Regions from separate parts of the Homo sapiens genome. Here regions 2, 3, 4 and 5 are each linked to region 1. Evidence: chromatin contacts called from ENCODE Hi-C or POLR2A ChIA-PET data. All regions are on one chromosome and are shown on one strand. Each heading gives the region's core, a stretch centred on a gene start or an enhancer-like site at or near the end of the contact. The rest is flanking DNA. Distances are from core to core; before and after follow the strand shown.

Evidence for each region. Hi-C counts contacts between places; a loop is a spot of excess contacts on that map. ChIA-PET counts read pairs that join two places held with the same protein, here RNA polymerase II (POLR2A). Pooled maps may share reads with other maps.
Region 2: a loop to region 1 is called in a map of B cell, with 21 times the contacts of the local background. The contact joins the promoter of TNRC6B here to the promoter of SLC25A17 in region 1. A Hi-C loop is called at or near these places in 1 of 168 maps with a recorded cell type or tissue (B cell), 1 of 37 single-sample maps with no recorded cell type and 6 of 50 pooled maps. POLR2A ChIA-PET finds 5 or more read pairs at or near these places in 4 of 52 experiments (BJ, HepG2, activated CD4-positive, alpha-beta T cell and 1 more).
Region 3: a loop to region 1 is called in a pooled map, with 2.6 times the contacts of the local background. The contact joins the promoter of TMA7B here to the promoter of SLC25A17 in region 1. A Hi-C loop is called at or near these places in 1 of 50 pooled maps. POLR2A ChIA-PET finds 5 or more read pairs at or near these places in 2 of 52 experiments (B cell and activated T-cell).
Region 4: a pooled map shows a loop between it and region 1 (11-fold over the local background). The contact joins the promoter of TOB2 here to the promoter of SLC25A17 in region 1. A Hi-C loop is called at or near these places in 8 of 50 pooled maps.
Region 5: a loop to region 1 is called in a pooled map, with 9 times the contacts of the local background. The contact joins the promoter of TEF here to the promoter of SLC25A17 in region 1. A Hi-C loop is called at or near these places in 9 of 50 pooled maps. POLR2A ChIA-PET finds 5 or more read pairs at or near these places in 3 of 52 experiments (A673, GM10248 and activated T-cell).

The regions. Positions count from the first base shown.
Region 1 is chr22:40,818,045-40,820,806 of GRCh38, forward strand. It overlaps SLC25A17 (solute carrier family 25 member 17), which reads right to left and starts at 1,302. Exons shown (of 9, transcript NM_006358.4): 1 at 1,151-1,302. The coding sequence starts at 1,204.
Region 2 is chr22:40,176,528-40,179,227 of GRCh38, forward strand. TNRC6B (trinucleotide repeat containing adaptor 6B) reads left to right here and starts at 1,398. Exons shown (of 23, transcript NM_001162501.2): 1 at 1,398-1,613. The coding sequence starts at 1,609. RefSeq lists an enhancer at 1,237-1,286.
Region 3 is chr22:39,959,147-39,961,847 of GRCh38, forward strand. TMA7B (translation machinery associated 7 homolog B) reads left to right here and starts at 1,251. Exons shown (of 2, transcript NM_001396013.1): 1 at 1,251-1,773. GRAP2 (GRB2 related adaptor protein 2) reads left to right here. Exons shown (of 8, transcript NM_004810.4): 4 at 909-1,028. RefSeq lists an enhancer at 1-398.
Region 4 is chr22:41,445,400-41,448,183 of GRCh38, forward strand. TOB2 (transducer of ERBB2, 2) reads right to left here and starts at 1,402. Exons shown (of 2, transcript NM_016272.4): 1 at 980-1,402. LOC105373043 (a long non-coding RNA gene) reads left to right here and starts at 1,546. Exons shown (of 2, transcript XR_938274.2): 1 at 1,546-2,633; 2 at 2,720-2,784. RefSeq lists enhancers at 1,172-1,867, 1,614-1,863, 1,868-2,563 and a silencer at 2,434-2,533.
Region 5 is chr22:41,380,597-41,383,296 of GRCh38, forward strand. TEF (TEF transcription factor, PAR bZIP family member) reads left to right here and starts at 1,346. Exons shown (of 4, transcript NM_003216.4): 1 at 1,346-1,605. The coding sequence starts at 1,449. It overlaps LOC105373042 (a long non-coding RNA gene), which reads right to left and starts at 1,315. Exons shown (of 3, transcript XR_938271.3): 1 at 1,144-1,315. RefSeq lists silencers at 565-1,164, 1,195-1,894 and enhancers at 1,029-1,323, 2,105-2,184.

The DNA of each region.
Region 1 (2,762 bases), core at 52-2,551:
GAAAGTAAGGTTTACAGGGCATCTAGCTAACAAATGATGGAGTTAGGGTTAAATCCAGATTAGTCTACAGAGAAGGTGAGCTCTCAGTGAAGTTTCTGGAGGCTAAACAGAGGATTCAGTGATGTTCCTCTGAAGTCACAGTGATTTTAACAGCTAAAGGTGTGTGCTAACAACTGGTGAAGAATATGAGAAAAGGCAGTCAAAGAGATAAAAGAACCACAAGAGGAGTCACCCAAGCCAAAAGTGGAAAGTTTTAAGGAAAAGAGGGGAGAGGGGAAGTGTCAAGTGGAACCTAGACACCAGAAGCCCAAGAATCAAGCGTATACCTCATAACAAACCACACTTGTGGTAGACAGGAACCCAGATCTTGATTTAGAAAGAAAGAAAAAAAAGCCAGGCACAGTGGCTCATGCCAGCAGTTTAGGACGCCAAATCGAGAGGATCGTTTGAGGCCAGGAATTCGAGACCAGCCTGGGCAACACTGCCAGACCCCAAAAATTTTTTTTAAAAATGTAGCCGGGTGTGGTGGCTCACACCTGCAGTCCCAGCTACTCAGGAAGCTGAGGTGGGCGGATCGCTGGAGCCCGGGAGATCGAGGCTGCAGTGAGTCGTGATCGCGCCACTGCACTCCAGCTTGGGCAACAGAGCAAGACCCTGTCCGGAAAAAAAAAAAAAAAAAAAAGGATCTATCTTCTCCTGCCAATAACGGTGCCCAGAGCTATCCTACTAGGTATTGCCACTTGCCCGCGGCAAGCGTGAAGACAGGCTGTAGGGAAGCATGTGACTAAGCAACACGGCTTCACACCTACGTTCTCCTCCGGGCCAGTAAAGCAAAGTGTGTGAGTGTGCGGTGGTAGCCTGACCTTAAACTTCCCACGGCAAAGATGCGGACCCTGAGCGGGCACGTGTGAACACGGCTCTCTACCCCGCAGTCTCTAGGAGACCAGGAGGTGGCGGAGTCTCGGCCCTTACCCCGAATTCCTCCAACAACTTTCCGCCAATGGCCCATTCCTCTCTGCCCCACAGTCATGACAGTGGACCCCAACCCACACTACCTCCCTCTCAGACCCATCCCTCAGGCATATCCCGGGACTGGCCCCCGAGAAGCCTTATAACCCGTTGCGGCCCGGGCGTAAAGACCCCGTCTCACCACGGCTCCGGCCACGGCGTGGACCAGGCTTTCGTAGGACAGCACGGAAGCCATTGGTGCGGCTCCTCGAAGACCCAGCCACACTTTTCCCACAGATGCCGCAGCCAGTGGAGTTAGGAAAGGAGCACCGGAGCTCAGGGTGTGAGAGTCGCAATCCCCGCCCTCTCAAACCCGCCCGCCTGCCCTAGAACCACTTCCGGGTCGCGGGGCGGGAAAGCGGGGGGGGGGGGGCGGCTAAGAACGCCCCTGAACGCTGATTGGCCCCTGTGGGCGCGGGGCGGGACAGCGAGGTGTTCGCGGGGCTGGGCTCCAAGGCGCAAGGCGGCCTGACACCAGGTACCCGGCTCCCGGTTCCTCCGACGTTCTCTGGCGTTCCCGGGCCCTGACCAGTTCCTCCATCTCAGAAGTCTTAATGGCCTTCTTTTACTCTGGTGACAAAGATGGGGAAACTCAATGAGACTCCAGTCTCCCTGTTTCTCTGCGCCTGAGCTCTTTTCTATTCTGAAAGTCACATTTTGGCCAAGAGGAAAAAAACTCACTTGTGGACTTGGAAACTTCTTCCTCCAGAAAAACCCTTGAGTGTGGTGGGAAGAGATGTTGAGCATCAGGAGCCCAAAATACAAGACGCGAGTGGGAGCCTCCCCCTAGTTGGCAACTATGGAAGTCATTTAACCTCTTGGGTTTCCTCTGTGAAATGACAATGTACTAGTACCAACAATCCCCATCTGCTGTGAGGATTACGAAAGCCAATTTATGTAGTAGTACTTCATAAAATACTGAAGGAAAAAAATTTTTTTCCATGTTGCAAAGTGACTAACAAAATTACACAAAACTAAAGCAGCCACATTCAGCTTTAACCTGTCATACTGTGAGATTCTGCTTCAGGATGCTCCTCAGGGACTCAGGGATTCTTTCCTGAGACACCATCACCACTTGTCTTTACCATGTTTCCTTTTAGAATATCCTCGTGATAACTCCTCAGTGCTGACTACATGCCAGGCTTAGTGTTTTATGCCCATCATCACACTTAATCCCTGGGAGAGGGGTCTAACAAAGTTTAACCTGGCCGTTTTCACAAAATTTGCAGAAGATACTGCTTCCAGGAACATTCCCATCACGCCATAGAATCATGACGTGAAAGTGAAGGACCAAAAGTGAAGCGAAGATGATTTTGGGCTGGGCGCAGCGGCTCAGGCCTGTAATCCTAGCACTTTGGGAGGCCGTAGCGGGCAGATCACTTGAGGTCAGAAGTTTGAGACAAGCCTGGCCCATATGGCAAAACCCTGTCTCTATTAAAAATAGAAAAAATTAGCCGGACATGGTGGCACGCGCCTTGTAGAAATTACAATGTTGAAACTGCAGCTACTAGGGAGGCTGAGGCAGGAGAATCGCTTGAACCCAGGAAGCAAAGGTTGCAGTGAGCCAAGATTGCACCACTGCACTCTAGCCTGGGACAGAGTGAGACTCCTAAAAAAAAAAAAAAAAAGATTATTTTGGCATGGGAACATAGAAACTAGTTGGCTGTAAAACTTGAGAACTCAGTTCTCATTGACTCCTGATCAAATTGGGAGCTTGCTGTCAAGAATATACTGGATTATGCATCATAGTTATG
Region 2 (2,700 bases), core at 148-2,647, 640 kb before region 1:
CATTTTTTATATTCAGGTGGCAGATTTCCTCCTACTCAGCCCAGCCCTTCTGAATAGGGTCCAAGTCATTGATTTATTCATTTATTTACCTCCTATGTGGTGTTTGGTGTGGAGCCTCACAGAGCAGTGAAGACGTGGTGTTTTTCCTTATACAGTTTACAGTCTCCTGGGGAAGACTAATGTTAAGCACATTCTTTCATAAATTGCAATTATGACCATTGCTCTGAAGAAGTAGTAAAGGATATTATGGGAGTGTTAACAGGAGGGCCTGGTCTGGACTGCGAGGGTCAAGAAGCCTTCCCAGGGTGGAGGCGAACTTTTGAGATGGCCAGGAAAAGATGAACAGAACTACTCAAAGAAGCCAAGTGCAGAGTTTCAGAGGTGAAAGAAACCAAAGATACCATCTAGGGAAGCCCAATCTCCGCCGGCTACCAATGAGAAAACGGAGGCCAGGCAGGGTGGGAGGATGGGTAAGGGACTTACTTACTTGCTGTTAGCAGTGAAGTTACACGGCCTGTGAGCCGCGGGGGCTGGAGATGCAAACCGAGCTTGGGTTTCTTAAGTGGGTAGGAGTGGAGATGTATATGCGAAGGAGAAGGGATTAGGAGTGGTGGAAACCAGGTAGGTTTTAATTTAGTGCCTAGGCTCCCTCAGCTGCAGAGCTACCTCCTGCGGTGGGGGAGGGGATTAAAGATGACTCAGACCTGCCCTAGCCCAGAGAAACTCCGTTTGCAGTGCTGAAGCATAGTTTTTATTTGGGTTTGGGGGAGGAGGTACTGAACACACATACAGGCAAAACAATAAGTGTAGAGTTCAGAATTGGGAAACCAGTCCCTCTTCTGCAGCTGTTCAGCTGTGTGATTTGGGATAAGTCACTTAACCTTTCTGAATTGCAGTTCAGTTTATACTTTTGTGCGTTTCTTTCAGTCTTTTTCTATACATTTTAGGAGTTTCTTAGAGATCAGTCGTGCCCTGTATTTCACCTCATTCTTTCAAAGCTAAAGCCTCTTGTTTGGTAGAGCTGTGTTTCAGCCCCTTTTACAGAGCAGTTTGCCAGCCTGTGCTTGCCCAAACATCTAGAGAATAACTAGCAAGCGAGCCAGGAGAAGATCCAGGAGCTGTAAGAATCGTTAGCAACTGAGCATATTTCTATAAACCAATAAAGGTTTTTCTGTTTTGTTCATCTGTTACCCTTATGCTGTTGCCACTTTCACATGCAGTGTCTGTAGGCGGAGAGTATGAGATAACAGCATTTCACAAATGAAAGTGAGTGGAAAAGGGCTGCTTCCCCTTTAAGGCAGTCTCAGCTCCAGCTCCCTCCCCTTTCCTGATTGACAAACCTACCCGAAGTCACATGATCTGCCTCTATTTGAAGGTCACAAAAAGCTGCTTCCTTTAGAGACAGAGAGGGAGAGAGAGAGCAAGAGGGAGAGTGTGTGAGAGAGAGTTAGTTCAAGCCAAAATGGCCGACAGAGTCTCTGCTGGTTTCTGAATATTTAAAATACAAAAAAACAGATAGACAAAAAGAATTCATTTTTTGGACCTTTTTTCATTTCCATTTCTACCTTGTATGCCTCAATTTGCTGGATTTAAGCACTGCTGCACTTTATGAGGTTGGTAAATATTTTCAATTTTTTTTAACCAATTGATTTATATGGATCTTGTCTAACCGTTTTCACTGGTGGTGTTGCAAATCGACATTTGTCTAGCATGGAGACTGGCTTCAGACATTTCGTGGATCTGTGTAAATCAGACCCGTGATGTACTTTGGTTCGGCATTTTAGAAATGGAAAAGACGTGGTAAAATATTTAGATTTTGAAGTGATTTAATTGCACTTTTAATGTATATGCAGATTTTCATCATCGTTTCTATCTTGCAATAAATGAAGCTGCGAGTAATTGGAAATTTGCTATTTAGAAAGAGGTTTTTAAAAAACACAGACCTCCCCCTCCCCCCTTAAATCTGCTGCAAAAATTTGCATAAATATAAATGGGTTTGCATTCTTTCGGCTGCTAAGGCCGACAAAGGATCTGGGAGGGCAAGCCCTAGAACGGGAAAGCCTTTTTCTATCTTTTTATTTTTTAAACTGGGCCCTCCTTCCTAGAGAGATGTAAAACCTAAAGTAAGACCTAATACATTTTAAACATCAGGTTGGGGGCGGGTGAACACCAGGAGGTTTGGGGTTTGTAGATTCCCCTGCTTGAAAACCTCCCAAGCAATATGTGGCTCACCCCTCTCCTTTCTGCGCGCGCTCATTTGCACTGGGTCTCTGTGTGTGTTCTCAAATGTGCAGCCAGATGCGCTTTTATTTTGATCCTGGATTCAACCAAAGGGTAGGACTATGTTGTAAACATGGTGTTTTAAAGATATGAACAGCTATTCACCGCGATTAGAAATTATTTCTTTATCAGTTCTCCCTGTGTATTAGCCTTCTTCATTCCTCACGAAATAAAATTTTTGTTTAATTTTACACAGATGCAAAACTGAGTTTTTCAGCATAAATTCATCGTGTGAGTGTGTGGTTGCCTGTTTCGGCCATGTATCCACTGCGAAGTGGTCATTTAGGGTCACATGTATAAGTAGCAGTCTATGTGATTGTTAGTAACCCCTGAAGCTGTGCAGTGCCTGAAGTTAAATTCCATTACTCCTAATGCAGGATTCTGGAAGCCTGAGAGCAGGGAGGAAAGAAAGCTGAAAAC
Region 3 (2,701 bases), core at 1-2,500, 860 kb before region 1:
CAGACACTCATTTTGCTTGTCTGTGGTGGAGAGAGGTCTCTGGCCTCCTGCTTTGAGGCTGCAGCCACAGCTTGCCTGGCCCTGTGTAAGTGTTTGACCTATTTCATACATGCCACGCTGTATGCAGCTGTACCTCCAGGGGCTGCCACCCTGACCATTCTGCTAAAAGAGTAATTTCTCCTGTTTCTTCTTTTCCACAGTAAAGATTATTTCCCAGCCTGGATTTTTGGGGCAGGCCCAGGATCTGGTTGTATAGACGCCGCTCTCTGGCGGCTGCCAGCCTCGCTGATTTCCAAGCATGTACACTGGACTCCCTAGGAACACTGCAGCCTCTGCTAGGCACACTGAGCAAAGCCCCCTTGTGCTCCATGCCAGCCTAGGTAACGTGACGCCCTGGGCTGTAACTTTCCTTTAATACCCAGGGAGGAACCTCTAGGCCACTGAGACCTCAGGGCAGGCATGAGCACCCCAGGCCCTGCTCAGCCGGCTGCACCTGGTTGGCTCCAGTGCCTGAAGCCTTCCCTTCCCTCCCCAGTGCATCCTCTGTCCTCGCAGCTCTGGTCTATCTCTTCCGCAGCTGCCGGCAGGCGGCTGCTTCCTGCAGTGAGTCACTCCCACACTGCCCCATTTTGGTGCAGCGACACATTTCCATGATTCGTTTCCCAGGCTGGAGAGAGACTTCTCCTGGAGAGAAGGAACAAAGAGGGTGAATCAAGGGGAATGCTCCCTCGCCTTTCCTGAAAGCTGCCTGGAGCACTGGTTTGATTTCAAACAGCACCTGGTCTCTCTCTGCTCCCTACTGTACAGAGTCCCCAGCCTCTTTCCCTCTGGGTCACCTCTTCTCCACGTCTCCCTCTTGTCACTCCTGTGTCTCATCCTGATCCTTTTGTTTGATCTCGCCCCCACAGATGGTTTCACGAAGGCCTCTCTCGACACCAGGCAGAGAACTTACTCATGGGCAAGGAGGTTGGCTTCTTCATCATCCGGGCCAGCCAGAGCTCCCCAGGGGACTTCTCCATCTCTGTCAGGTACTGACCATTCCTGACACTGCCTTGGCCCTTCTCGGCCTGTTAACCTCACAGAATGCTGAAGCCATGAAGGGACCTCTGGAATATGACCCAATGGTCAGAAGCATGGTGGCCTAGGGGCCAAGCATGGCAGCAGCTTCACAACCTGCTGCTCCCAGTGCCTTCCCAAAACATGCACACACCACTCTTTAGAACACTGGTGTGTGTTTGAAATTATTTCTACGCCCATCTGCCTCCCCTTCTAGCCCAGGTGCTTCTGGAAGGGCAGGATTTTCCTCTACTTCATCTTTATGCCTTTAACAGTGTCTTGCATAAAAGAGAGACACTCAGTGAGTATTTGTGGAAGGAAGGAGGGATAGGAGGAGGAGAACTCCCACTTGTCCAGATCCATCTGGGGGTTTAAATCTTAACCTTTTCTTTTATGATTGATGCATATCTGAAGAAGAGTCAGAGAAAAATAGAAATCTCAAGTCACTGCTGTAGGATATACAGGGGCGGAAAAGTTGTGGCACCTTTCTTTGCCCATCAGAGGAGTCACAGCTGACACTCCTACAAGACAGGTTAACAAGAGGAGAGTGGACACATTTATTTAATCAAAGACTTGTGTGACACAGAAGCCTTCAGAAATGAAGACCCAAGACCCAGGGAAAGCCGTCTATTTTTATGCTTAGGTTTGTCAAAGGACAGACAGCCCTGTAGAAATGGGATTGGACAAAGGGGGTTTGATCTAAGGTAACAGACTGAGGTAGGAAACTGAACAAGGCCTGTCCCAAGTCTTCTTTTTTTTTTTTTTTTTTGGAGACAGCTGTTGCCCAGGCTGGAGTGCAGTGACGCAATCATTGCTCACCACAGCCTCTGTGTCCCAGGCTCAAGCCATCTTCCCACCTCAGCCTCTCAAGTAGCTGGGGATACAGGTGCACACCACCACACCTGGCTAATATTTTTTTAACTTATTTCTTTGTAGAGACTAGGTCTTACTGTGTTGCCTGGGCTGATCTCAAACTCCTGGCCTCGAGTAATCCTCCTGCCTTGGCCTCCCCCATAGTGACCCTTCTAGTCTCTCTGACCCACTGTGGGGAAGAGGAATTCTAATTTCTATGACTCACTCAGGGGGAGAAAGAGGAGCGGGAGACAGGAGGGCAGGAGAAGGCCAAAGGAAGACTTTGCTTCCAAGGCTGCTTCTGAAACCTTCCCATCTCCTTTGGTTCGAAGCACTCAGCATGCCAAGGGGTGTCGTTTTCTGAGCCCCAACAAATACATGTATAGTTGTAGGCAGCTGAACAAAAAGAAAGGCTACTTCAACACAGTACAGTACAGCAAGACCGAAAACCACAGAACAGAGGGCCAGGAGTGGGGGAGGACTGTAACAGCGAAATCTCACTAAGGTGCAGCAACCCATAGGAAGTGACTCAGTCCACGCGTAGACATTACACAGCCCCAAACTCAGAAGCCCAGTTCGGAACACACTGTGTGTGGTCAGCATGTTGAGGATCGCAAGTCACGTATCAGACTTCACCACATGTGAAACTGCAAGAATATAATGCTGTTAGCAGATCAGGAGAAGTACAGCAAAACCTTACTGTCAAGTTATTGGCAGGAAATACCGATCTGGTTTATTCAATATATTTTGAAAGGCATAAAGCTTTGTTTTAAGGACAGAAATCCAATCTCAA
Region 4 (2,784 bases), core at 152-2,651, 630 kb after region 1:
AGAAAGCAATAGGATTGTTTTTCTGCCGGAAAATCAGAGATGAAGGACCCATTCCCAGGGTACGGTGGGTAAGAAGGAGAAAAAGACCGTTTAGATACGGAGTAGCACCAGAGACTGGCCTCCACCCGTCCCCAAGCTGAAGCTTGCTGTGCGGGGTTCTGGTTTCTCCTGGGGGAGGGAGAGGGCCTGCCGGCTGTGCCTCCTCTCTGCACCCTCCTTCCCCTCCCAGATTTCTGGTGGTCAAGGGCACAGTTCATCCTCCGGACAGGAGGGGAAGGAGTTTGGGGGTAGGGCCCCACCTCGCAGGCACCTTACCAAGATAAGCAGAATCCACTCACTGGCACTGCTCTAAGGGTACTTTTTTCTGCCCAATTTTCCATTAAAACACTTAAGAGTATAAAGAGCTCAGCCGAAACGGTGAACTCTGGCTCAGTGGCCCAAGGACAATCTCCACTGACCTGTCCCGTCGCCAAAGGGGGTGTCCACCCTCCACCCTTCAGGCTCCACAGAGCCAGAAATAGAGTCTATTAACAATTACCACCCCCCTTCCCTGCACACGGGAAAAGAAGCAGAAAAACAAGGCCTGGATCCCCTTCCTTCCTCGGATTTATTTAACGGTGGGGGGAGTTATGTTTCTTTGGAGAACAAGGAAGATCTAGCGAGTAGCTAGGATATAAAGAACCGGGGGAGGCGGGGAAGGGAGGAAATGCACCCCACCCAGGAGAGGGCCACTCTTGGAACTGGGAGAAAAAGGAGCTCTTGGGCACCCCAGGAGCACAGATGGCGTGAGAAGAGGAGCTGGGGAAAGTGGGGTCTGGAGGGAAGCTGGATGGGGAAAGAAAATGCTGGCCAGGCGGGGAGGGAGCGGCAGCAACGTGGAGAGTCCAGCAAAGCGGGAGTGGGGCGGGGTGGAAGAGGTAGTCCGGCCGGCTGGGTCTCGGGGCGGGCCCCCCGCCCGCACGCCCCCCAACTCACTCACTCGGGTCTCCGCGGCGGCGGGGCGCTCTACCGGCCGCGGGGCGGCTTCTCCCTCCAGGGTGGCCTGAGCGCGGGGCGGAGGTCGCTCTCCTTTCCTTCCCGGGCGTCGCCGGGCCAGGGGACCGAAGTCCTTTTCGTCGTTGAGGGTTGGGGGACGAAGCAGGGGGCTATGGACTATGACTCTCAATAATTTCTTTCAGCTCTTAGGAGGTCGGGCTCGGCAGCGGGGGGCCCGAGGGCGGGCGGGCGGACTAGCGGCGACGACGCGGGGATGGCGGATCGGAGGGTGGTTCGTGTCGCGCAACGGCAGACGGTATGGGCTGTCGCCGGCAGACGGTCCTGCCCTCCTGGCCCCGCGTCGCCCGAGCCACGGCTTGCCTCAGCCAACAACCCGCACCTTCCCGCGCCCCGGCCCGAAGTGAGCAAAGTCAATGAAAAGTTTCACCCTTAGCAACCCTGCGCACGGATCCGGCTTCCCCACCCCTGCGTGATGCGTCCCTCCGCCCTGCAGGGGCGGGGCCAGGGCCCGGCCGGGACTACTTCCCAGCCAGCCCCGCGCCTCAGCTCGCTGGTATCTCGCGGAGCAGCTCCTGTGCCCTTCTGTGCTCGCCGGTCGTGCGTCCGGCTCCCCGTCTTCCCCTCCCTGTCACAGCGCCGCGCCGCACTCCTTTCCTTCATTCCCATACCACTCTGAACTTGTGCGCGTCGTGTGAGGTGTTCTCCCAGGGGCGCTCCGTGAGGGCCGGGGACCACCTGGGGCCGGGTTGCTCACGAGCCGGGCACAGTGCACTCTCCCTTTAGTTGTGTTTGGGGGACGAGTATCGCGGGGGAGGGGAGGGAGTCACCATGCCCGCCGGAAACCCCCCGCTGAGTCGTCCGCCCTGCACCTGCCTCGGAGCCCATGGTTCGGACGTTTGCCCGAGCCGTTTCCCGGGGCCTTCCCTCCAGCTCCGAGCGTCTGGCCGTGTCCGCGGCGATAGCATCGCCCCGTTACGGCCTCTGCGGGAGGGGGAACTGAGGGGACGACGCGGGCTCTGGAAACATTTCGGACCCGTTTCGGGCAGGCATGAGTCTTCCGAGCGCCTTGTGATTCCTCGGGGGGCTCAACGTCGAAAGAAAGGCGAGGGAGACTCTGGGGCCTGGGCCACGCTGTGCGGGAGTAAGAGGAGCCGAGGACGAGGCTGACGGCCGTGAAACTAGCCGAGTGCCACAAAGGACCTTCCCCTCACCGCCTCTGGCGCTCCTTTCCTTGCAGCCTGGAGGGCCGGCTCTGGCTCTGCGCAGGCGCGCGGGCGCAGCCCCTCTCCCAACTCTTGTTTGCTCTTTCTGGCCAGCGACCCCAGTGTGGGGCACGCGGGAGAGCCCCACATTTCTTCTAGTCGCAGTCCCGCCGGCGTGGGGTGGCCCCTGACCGTGCAACGGGCGCAAGGCTCGCACCCACTACGGCCCCTCGGGCGGCGGAGCGAGGCTCCGCGAACCCGGGACTGGGCGCGCCAGGCCCGCGCGCTGAGGCCCCCTCCCCCGGCTCTGGCCACGCGGGCTGCTCTGCCTCTGTGAGTGTGCGGGACACAGAGCCAGGGGGAGGGAGGGCCGTGTTCTGCGGTCACAGGCAGACAGGAGTGCCGGAAGATGCAGTCTGGAGCCCCCGGGGGACTGTGAGTGAGGTCTTCTCCCCGGTCCCTCCTTAGATCTCCCATTTCCCAGTTCTCCCCTCCCGCCCACACCTTTTTTGTCATTCCAGACGGTTCCGGCCCAGCAGCAGCCGCCATCCCCACGTTGGGTGGCGAGATCCGAAAGTTTCCAGCT
Region 5 (2,700 bases), core at 96-2,595, 560 kb after region 1:
ATGCTGGATAAACAAGCCAAGCTCTCTGCCTTCCGGGAGTTAAGCGGGGAGTCTAATGTTGCCTGGGTTTGCAGCGGAGTCTGATCTGTACTATAAAGAGGTACAAAGTTCTGAGCGCTGTTTAGGAGCAGCTTTCCATTTGTGTACCGCGCCACATATTACATTTTTACGGATTTCTGCGGAACTCCCGGGGAGGCTTTATATTTTAAGAGAGGAGGTGGTTCTCCCACAAAACGTGGCATCGGTACCTGGTGTCAAGGAGGTTTTTGTTTTCTAGGTAAAAGAAGGGAGAGTTCTAGAAAGGAAAAGAATTTCACATCTGTTTGGGACTGTGGAGATTCTCTAGCCCAACCTCTTAATTTTATGGCCGAGGAAACAAGCTCCAGTGAAGCAACCGGACTTTCCCAAGGTCATAAGCTAGTAAGTGGGAGGGCGGAAACATGTACTCGGGCCCTGGCTCAGGTCAGAGCTTCAGGAATGCTCCCTCCACGCTAGTGTTGATCTGGATGCGTGGGCAACCCGACACCCCGCTCTAGGGCGGCCAAGCCTGCTCAGGCCATCCCTACGACTTGGCAGGTCGCGGTCCCCGGCCCTGCCCTCAGGCGACCTCTGGGTCGCGTGGGAGCAGAAGTGCGGGCTAAGCTCAGCGTCCCTGCCCCGCGACCCTGGGCAGAGTCCCCAGAACAAAAAGACCCGTCCCTCCCTTCCCCTCCCGCCCCGCCACAGCCCCGCACGTGCGGCGCCTCGTGCACCGCCCCGGGCCCCGCCCCCGCCCTCCATTGGCTGTTCCCGCGCCTTCCTCCTCTGCCCCCTCCCCCCGCGACCAGACTCGGCTGCGGCTCCACGTGACCCGCGGGGGGTGGACACGCCGCGCGAGCAGGAGCTCGGATAGGTCGCTTTGGCCGGCCTGGCCGCTCCGAGCTCCGCCCCTCTTCGGTGGCGCGTCGGGAAGGTTGCAAGTCGGGGACAAGAGGGAGAGGCTGCGGTGGTTGGGGAGGGCGGGGGTTATGAAGAGGGCGGTGAAGGGGGAACACTGGTAGGAGGGAAGGGACCGCGCCGAGGAAGGCCCACCACAAAGACTCCAGCAGGCGCCAATCAGGGGACACAGGGGCGGCGGGGCGGGGCCTCCGCGAGGGTCCTCACCTGGCCCCGCACGTGTCTATCTTATCCCGGCTGCCCGACCAATCACGGCCCGAGGATCTGCGCCTGCCCCTCTCGCAGGCTGGACCAATCCAGAGCAACGATCCGGGGAAGCTGGCCTGGCCTCATGAATAATTAATGTGCCAGAGCCGGTCCGCAGGCGGGGTAGCGATGGAAGGAGGCGGGGGCGCCATTGGGCGCCTGCGCAGTAGCTGCCCGTGTCGGCAGCTGCAGCGGGTCGCACGGCTCCGGCCCATCTCGGGGGGCGGGCGGGGGAGGCGAGGTGCGCGAGCCGAGTCCGGGGCACGATGTCCGACGCGGGCGGCGGAAAGAAGCCGCCTGTGGACCCGCAGGCAGGACCCGGTCCGGGGCCGGGGCGCGCAGCTGGGGAAAGGGGCCTGTCGGGGTCCTTCCCCCTGGTCCTGAAGAAGCTGATGGAGAACCCCCCGCGCGAGGCGCGCCTCGGTGAGGGCGGGGGGGTGGTCCGCGCGGGCTGGGGGCGGGGCTTATACAGGGGCGGGGCCTCGTGAGGGCGGGGCCGGGGAGGCAGTGGGTCAGGGAGCAGTGGTCCAGCGGAGGGGGATGGGGCCTGGATGACCAGGAGCCTGGAGGACGAGGCCGGGGGGCTGAGGACAGAGGGTCAGGGGCGGGCTGAGACGGTGGGTCTGGCGGGAGAGGGTGGGGAGAGGTTTTGAGGAGGCGGAAGGGGATCGGGAGCAGTCACTTAAATGACGCTCCAGGGCCCCTCCCCCGGGGCCACCTGCATCGGAGTCACTCGGGATGCCTGTTTAAATTGCTGGTTCCTGCGCCCCACCCAATCTGCGGTCACTGGGACAGGGGTCTTGCATTTTAAGGAGCACCCCACCGCACCCCCATTATTTTCCAAGTACACCAAAGTTTAGGAAGCGCAGGCCTAGGGTAGCGAACTGTCATCGTACGTGGCCTTACCCCTCCCGGAGGGACCTGGCTTCCTCCCTGGGTGTGAGTAGCGCCAGCTACTAGGTCCAACGGGAGCCTTTCTGTTGCGGGGCTTCTGCTGAGCGGGTGGGGGGGGTGTGGGCGAGTAGTGTGAGGCGCCTTGGGAGGGGAGTTTTGGGCCAAGCAGAGAAACGATGAGGGTCAGATGAGTCCACTGAGGCCCTTCGCCTGGTTGGTTGGGGCTGACCCTTAGATTCTGGGGCCACGGCGGCAGGACTGAGCTTCATCTTTTTGCCTAGGCCAGGAACGTCACTGGGGCGTATACGGAAAGCAGGTCTGGCCTTGTTTTTCGCCCTGGGAGATGGGGTGCAGGGAGCAGCAGGAGGGCCGCCTGTGGTGGGGTTGTGGGTGCACTGAGGTATACTTTGAGTGTGAGACCTTTGCATTTCCAAGAGCCATCAGTTATTCAGGGTTTGGGAAAGGGATAGGCCTTCGAGAGTTGTCTGGCCTGGGGAATGGATTTTCCTTTTTAAAATGCCATTTCTCTTCCTTTCCTGGGTGTATGCTGAGGCTCCCATCCCTGTGGCTGTCACTGTTGAGTTATAAATAGCTTCAGCACATCAGGTGAGGCCAGCCTCTCTC